2 separate regions of the Homo sapiens genome follow, and region 2 is linked to region 1. Evidence: chromatin contacts called from ENCODE Hi-C data. All regions are on one chromosome and are shown on one strand. Each heading gives the region's core, a stretch centred on a gene start or an enhancer-like site at or near the end of the contact. The rest is flanking DNA. Distances are from core to core; before and after follow the strand shown. Region 1 holds the start of WWOX-AS1 (WWOX antisense RNA 1). Region 2 overlaps WWOX (WW domain containing oxidoreductase).

Region 1 (3,629 bases), core at 482-2,981:
AGTGGGTGGAATAGCGTCTCCCCAAAATCCACACCCACACAGAATCACAGATGTAACGTTATATGGAAACAGGGTCTTTGCAGATGTAATTAGCTAAGAATCTCAAGGTTAAATCATTCAGGCTTTAGAGTGGGCCCTAAATCCAATGACGGTTATCCTCATGAGAAGAGGAAAGCAGGGGGCACAGTGGTGGGTGTGCCTGCAATCCCAGCTACTCGGGAGGCTGCGGAGGGGGCATCACTTGAGCCCAGGAGTTCATTGCCAGCCTGGGCAATATAGCAAGACCCCATCTCTTAAAAAAAAAATAACACCAAAAGACAAAACAGAAAAAGGAGGAGAGGACACAGAGGAGAAGGCTCTGTGAAGTCAGAGGCAGAGATTGGAGTGATGCGTCTACAAGCCAAGAGATGCCACGGTCATGGGCAGCCCCCAGAAACGAGGAGAGAAACCTGGCACGGTTTCCACAAGGAGTCACCCCTGCCAACACCTTGGTTTCAGACTTCTGGTCTCCTGAACTGTGAGAGTCAGTTTCTGTTGAGCTTGTGCTGATACGCTAGGGCAGCCCTAGCACACTGCCACATCTGGTTTCCCGGAGGAACTTCACAGGGTCTTTGTTCTTTATCTACAGTCTCTGGAAGTCTCAGCAGCCTCCTGTGTTCGCAACTGTCATTCCAGAGCAGCCGTCTCGTGTTATGCATTTGCTTACTCATAAGCAAATATTTCACAAGAACCTGCGAGGGCCAGGCTGGGCCAGGCAGGTATTGCAGGTGCAAGGATCTATATAAGACAGTGCCCTTTAGAAGATCCCTGTCTCATTGAGAAGCGTTGAGTAAATGGGTCTCTCTGGTCATTCTCTCCAGAACATGAAGCCAAAGGGCTGAGAGGGAGAGACTCCAAGAATGAATTAGTGTCCAGCAAGGTATCGCTTGTCTCAGGATGACAACTTGCAATTTGGGGATCTCTCAACGTCCTGACCTCCATCTCAGTGGGCATGTTCCTCACCTGGCTGGCTGCCCCTGCTTACTGATGCAGCCTCCTGTCACACGGTACTCACCTCTATTCACTGTATTCCACCAACACTGGCCTTGGGAGCCAGCAGTACCCCCATTGTACAGATGAAAGTCTTGTGACTGTCAACATTAAAATGAGAATGATATTGACCCATGATACTTACCCACCTGTTCAGTGGATTCGGTGTGCCGTCAGCATGGTTCCCAGCACATAGTAAGTGCTCCGTAAATGTCAGCATCTATTATTATCATTTGTGTTTTTTTTTCCCCTTCTCTGCCTTCCTTTCTCTCCCTCCTTGGTCTGCTTCCTCCTGTTGCTATCAGAGCCTGCCTGCCTCATCCTTGTTCCAGCCTTGATGGTGATGATGATTGTGGTTGCTGTTGCTATTTGTTTTTTTGGTTTGTTTGTTTGTTTTGAGAGGGAGTTTTACTCTTGTCACCCAGGCTGGAGTGCAGTGGCGCCATCTCGGCTCACTGCAGACTCTTCCTCTTGAAGCTGGGGAAGTTCAAGCAATTCTCCTGCCTTAGGCTCCTGAGTGGCTGGGACTACAGGCATGTGCTACCATGCCTGGCTAATTCTTTGTAGTTTTAGTAGAGATGGGGTTTCAGCATGTTGTCCAGGCTGGTCTTGAACTCCTCAGCTCAAATGATCTGCCCACCTCGGCTTCCCAAAGTGTTGGGATTACAGGCGTGAACCACCACGCCCCTCACGCGCAGCCACTGTTGCTATTGATGATTATTATGACATCATTGCTCAGATTCACTTGGCTCAGAGAGGGCGGAGTCAGAGTGACCCAGGTGGTCACTGCTCCCCTTCTTGTCCATCAAATCAGCTGCCTCCAACAGCATTGCCTGGCAGCGTCACGTAGTAGCCCTCTCCCTCACAAGGCTTTTGAGGCAGACAAATGCCACTGATAAAGCAAAAGCAAATGTTTTGGGTGAATTCCCCATAGCTACACTAGATTTGAGGCTGAGAAATGGAATGCCTGTCATTGTTGACTGAAAAATACAGCTCTCCTAATAGAGTCTTGGTGCAGGAGCTGTTAGCCTTGCCGCCCTGCAGACTTGAAGAATTGCGACGTCGGCCTAACATAATTTTGGTAACTTTGTCTGCTTCTGCCTCGGGTAGAAATAATTCAGATTTCACTCTCCATTTTCTTTAATGGGCTAAACAGCCACTTTGTAATACCTGTATTTTATTAGACATAATTCTGGATATTGTTTCTGCAGCGTTTTTGAAAAGACAAACCTGAGAGAGCCCAGCTATTTAACTTAAGCAATTTTAAAGTTATTTGTAAAATGATATGCTGTCTTTTTTGACCCAGTTACTTTATAAAGCTACATTCTTTGGCAAACATTAACACAACTTCTCCGTGTGTGGGCTAAATAAATATTCGGGCAACACTGATTGAGCACTGCCTTGGGTAAATAATTCTCTCTCCACACATTTCCTAGTTTATAATGAGGAGTTTTCTTCGTGGTCTGACCAAATGTAACATTCCATTGAAAATGAGACATAAATCCTTGAGTGAGGGAGACGTGGAACCAGGGTTTGAGGAGGGTTATTAAAAAGGTGAGGGTAGCAGGGTGACCTCCTGAGTCCCCTGCTCTCCCGAGCCTTCTCTCCTCTCTGGAACCCATGGCTAATAGGGGACAGGAGAGAGCGGAAGCAGAAAGAATAAGAGATATGAAAGCCAGCCGGGCACAGTGGCTCACGCCTGTAATCCTAGCACTTTGGGAGGCCGAGGCAGGCAGATCACTTGAGGTCAGGAGTTCGAGACCAGCCTGGCCAACATGGTGAAACCCTATCTCTACTAAAAATAACAAAATTAGCTGGGTATGGTGGTGTGCGCCTGTAATTCCAGCTACTTGGGAGGCTGAGGCATGAGAATTGCTTGAACCTGGGAGGTGGAGGTTGCAGTGAACTGAGATCGCACCACTGCACTCCAGCCTGGGCAACAGAGGGAGACTGTCTCAAAAAAAACCAAAAACAAAAAAAGAGACATGTGAGCCTTCCCTTCCCTCTCCCCATCCTAGCCTCCTCTCACCCAGGTCCATTCTTCCACTGTCATCCCATGATGCTCTCTTGCATTTTAAAGTTTGGAAGCCCTTATTCCTTTGTTTTGTTTTTGAAATACAAATATCAACATTTTTATTGTTCTATAGTAATACACGTTTCTTCTATAGTACATTAAATCACAAGAGGTAATAGTGTATCTACTAACACCTATACTTTTGAGTAGTGTTGAGTGTAAATGATATTTTGAAATATCTGCAGTAACTGATGTGATATGCAAACATCTGTGATTTCTTTTAATTTTTATTAATTTTCATTTTTTAAAAAACTTTAGTTTCTGGGGTACTCGTGCAGGGCTGTTAAATAGGTAAATGACATGTCATGGGGGTTTGGTATACAGATTCTTTTGTCACCCAGGTCAGAAGCATGGTACCCAATAGGTGCTTTTTCGGTCCTCTCCCTCCTTCCACCCTCTACCCTCCAGTAGGCCCCAGTGTCTATTGTTTCCTTCTTTTTTTGAGACAGAGTCTCACTCTGTCTTCCAGGCTGGAATGCAGTGGCACCATCTTGGCTCACTGCAACCTCCACCTCCTGGGTTCAAG
Region 2 (3,629 bases), core at 399-2,898, 220 kb after region 1:
CTAATTTTTTGTATTATTTATAGAGTTGGGTTTTTCACCATGTTGTTCAGGCTAGTGTTGAACTCCTGGGCTCAAGCAATCCGCCCACCTCGGCCTCCCAAAGTGCTGGGATTACAGGCATGAGCCACTGTACCTGGACTCCACTATGCCTTCCCCTCCCCTTCCCTCCCTTCCCCACCCTAAAGAGTCTCGCTCTTTTCCCCAGGCTGGAGTGCAGTGGCACTATCTGGGCTCACTGCAACCTGTGCCTCCCGGATTCAAGAGATTCTTGTGCCTCAGCCTTCCAAGTAGCTGGTTTTGCAGGCATGCACCACCACACCCAGCTAGTTTTTCTATTTTTAGTAGAGGCGGAGTTTCACCAAGTTGGCCAGGTTGTTCTCAAACTACTGACCTCTCCTCGGCCTTGCAAAGTGCTGGGATTATAGGTACCCCGCCTGGCTGATACTTTCCTTAGTTGTTTTCAGTGTAATAACCTGTCTTCAGTCTACTCTTTGTCCTTTTCTCTCCTTTCCTCCCTGAATACTCAAGCTTCCAGTGCACAGATTTCTCCAACCCTGAATGTGACTGATACCAACACCATACTAGCTCTTCCACAGATGCCTGTTTGTTTTGCAGAACACTGGCCTGAATGACTCAGACTTGGAGCTTGAAAGAGGGAGAACTGATGTGGCCTGTGGCAGACGTGTCCAATGACCTGCTGTGTCCTTGCTTTTGAAGAACTAAAGAGTAGACTTGACCACTTTTTAAACATGACATTCGATCCACGTGGCATAGCAAGGATGGGATCCACAAGATGGAGTGATCTTTACGCCATCCTCCTGACCATAAATACTAAATGAATACTCTATTTCAGTTGAGTTTTTAGTTTGCTCTGTTACGTGAGGACACATCACTTGCACCTCAGTGTGAGTTTGAAAGTGTTTTCTCTGGAGAATAATTCTGAAGAAATAGGCCCTCCAGATATCAGTAGTGACAGGGGTATCAGTAATGTTGATTACTAAGTTCTTGCCACAGGTAGAAGCCATGCTACTGCACAAGTTTCATACTTGAAGAGTGGACATCTGACACAGTGTTGGTGGTTGTTGAAGTGTATGACTATTACTGTGTTGCTTTGGAAGCTTGATGCCATAACAAAAGTGCAGAATTCCATGTTTGATAACTTTCTGACTTGATGAAAATGAATTGTGGATACAGATTTCACTATCCATGAATTGTGGCCTTAACTTTCTCATGTACTTACTTTAAATCAGAGAGCCCACCTGTCCAATTCTAGCTTCTCCTGGGCATCCTGTATTTGACACAGCCCCTCCCAGCATTCTGAGTCATCGTCTGCTGCTCTTGCACTGTCCGTTTTCCAAATGAGGAACTCATCGGTAAGGCCAGAAAGGAAAGGGAGAAAAAACAAACAAACAAACAAACAAAAAATAGGAAAAAAAGAAAGAGCGTATTTATAGATGGTAGAGAATTCTGGGCATGAGAAACCCAGCCAAACAAGTGGAATGTGTGCATAGGTGGGACTGCTGATCTTGTTTTATGAAAGAAATAAAGGCAAGTCAAACAGATCCTTTCGCAAGGATCCCCATGTGTGTATGTCTAACCCAGTGACAGGTAAGGCAGCCAGGAGCTGCTGTTATTTCAGTGCAAAGCTGTTTTCACAATCACAGACATGCACAGCTCAAAAACCCTCACAGGTCACGCCTGAATACCTTCAATGTGCCCCATGTAAAAATACACTGCAAGTCGATTGGACATGCCCTATGAATTATACCTTATTTATGATCGTCGAGCCCTCCCTTTTCCCGTCATGCTTTAGAATTATGGGCTGGAGCAGTTTTTAATACTCTATTTATTTTAGGGGAGGAAAATGTTTTTCTTTAACCACAACATTCATGCAATACCAACTGCTGGCAGTTTCCCCAGCATTTAAGGAAATATTGTTGTAAGACTTTTATGTTCTGTACTTCAATCAGCTAGAGCCAGCAGTATCCCAATGGAAGGACCCTCAACAGACCATTTTCAGCATTTTGCTACAATTAAACTCCTCTGGTTTTAGCCCTCAGGCAATTTAGTACCTTTTTACATATGCACATTATGAACTTTTGACCAGGGTCTAGCAGTCATATATTAGAATGCTGCTCTTGAAGGCAGGCTTAACAAGTTCCTCTGAGTATTACAGTTGGAGTCAGTTGTGGAAAAGGTAATTTAAGCAACTTGCAGCGAGGCCATTCAGAATCTCAGCGATGATCCTAAATATCTTTCTCTCTTGCTCACGCTCTTTTTTTTTTTTCTTGTTTCCTCTGGAAGCTGGTAGCAGGAGCTTTCAAAGTCTGTGATTGATCTTTTATTCAGTAGCTAACGAGGGCTGTGATTCTATTAGCGCACTACAAGGCAAGAGAACAGTGATTTAATGAAGTGTCTAGTGAGCCGGCCATAGATTTATCCTGTTGTCGCTAATTTGCAGCGCACTTGCCAGCATAAAGGAAACTGCACTCACACTGCTATTAAGCAGGTATTTCCTTAGTAAATTGTTGTAAGGTCAGGTACAGTTATCTGAGCAAAAGCAATGCCTTACCTCTTCAGTGTCTGCAAATGACAGCCGCCGTGCTGAGCGCTCACTGAAGTGGAACCGGGAGATCAGAGGTCCGTCTCCAAGTCGCCCTTAGCGGAGGCAGGAGCAGATGAACTGCCAAGTAGGAGTAATAGAGTCATAATTGGTGATTAGAACTGGAAAGGTGCAATAACATCTTAATACAAACTGGCGTATGTTATAGTTACTGTCAGTTGTTGTAAACTCGTCCTGCCGCCTGGACTAGTTACGCTTCCCTTGATTAGCTCTGAGAAACGAGGCAGCGGGCACTGGGGCAGCCACATAGACAACATCTAAATTTTTGTTGCTTTCCTGGGTCTTGCCCTGTCCTTACTGTTTCCCTTGGGCACGCTGTTCACCCCTTAGGACATACTACAGTAACCTTTTCCCACCACCGTGGGAGGACTGTGATTTTGTAAATGTCCTCTGATCTCTCCTCTTTGCAGGCGCAGTGACATTTATGCACACTGGCTTTGAGGCTCATTGATCTTTTGTTTTATTTGCCTTTGCTGAGGCAGGGGCAGGTCTTTGTTTCATGTCAGATCCGTATCCCACTGCAATTCTGTGTTACTGTAGGAGATTTGGGGTTGGCATGCCAGAGTGAAAACGCGAAAGAAAATAAACAGGCAGCACTGAGGAATTATACACTTGAGCTTGGCATTTTTCTTAACGCAGGGCTATTTTAGGTGCACTGCGCATGTTGGAGGTGCCCTTGCAGGTATAGGTAGGCATTGTCCATCCGTGGTAAAAAGCAATAGAAGAAATTCTTACCCGATGCTTAATGAATTGCCAGGCTGGTTAAAAAGGATAACCCTTGAAACCTAGGGTGTCCAACTGCTAATTTATATAGACTGGAGATATTTCCATGCCTCGCAGCAAAATTTTTCTTTAAATTCACAGAAGCAGCAGCTATCCAGCATTGTCCAGTTGTGCTGAGTAGCTGTCATTATTGATAAACATGTAACTGGTCATTTGTATTGTTTTGAGTAGGATATGGCTTATCAGGATGCATAGTAGAGAAAAATGAGATGAGGTAATGAGA

What was found. Hi-C counts contacts between places; a loop is a spot of excess contacts on that map.
Region 2: a loop to region 1 is called in a map of heart right ventricle, with 2.2 times the contacts of the local background. The contact joins the enhancer-like site here to the promoter of WWOX-AS1 in region 1. A Hi-C loop is called at or near these places in 2 of 168 maps with a recorded cell type or tissue (K562 and heart right ventricle).

Annotation. Positions count from the first base shown.
Region 1 is chr16:78,240,020-78,243,648 of GRCh38, forward strand. WWOX-AS1 (WWOX antisense RNA 1) reads right to left here and starts at 1,732. Exons shown (of 4, transcript NR_184272.1): 1 at 1,179-1,732. The region is part of intron 5 of WWOX (WW domain containing oxidoreductase); the gene reads left to right. RefSeq lists a silencer at 553-847.
Region 2 is chr16:78,459,968-78,463,596 of GRCh38, forward strand. The region is part of intron 8 of WWOX (WW domain containing oxidoreductase); the gene reads left to right. It overlaps LOC124903728 (a long non-coding RNA gene), which reads right to left. Exons shown (of 3, transcript XR_007065127.1): 1 at 2,776-3,629; 2 at 2,573-2,683; 3 at 1,829-2,381. Among named protein-coding and RNA genes, the nearest start is that of WWOX-AS2, 38 kb to the right of the region's middle. Within about 2 kb of position 1,649, at least 2 of the 41 ENCODE cell types and tissues checked have a DNase peak (open chromatin) inside an H3K27ac peak, as active enhancers do.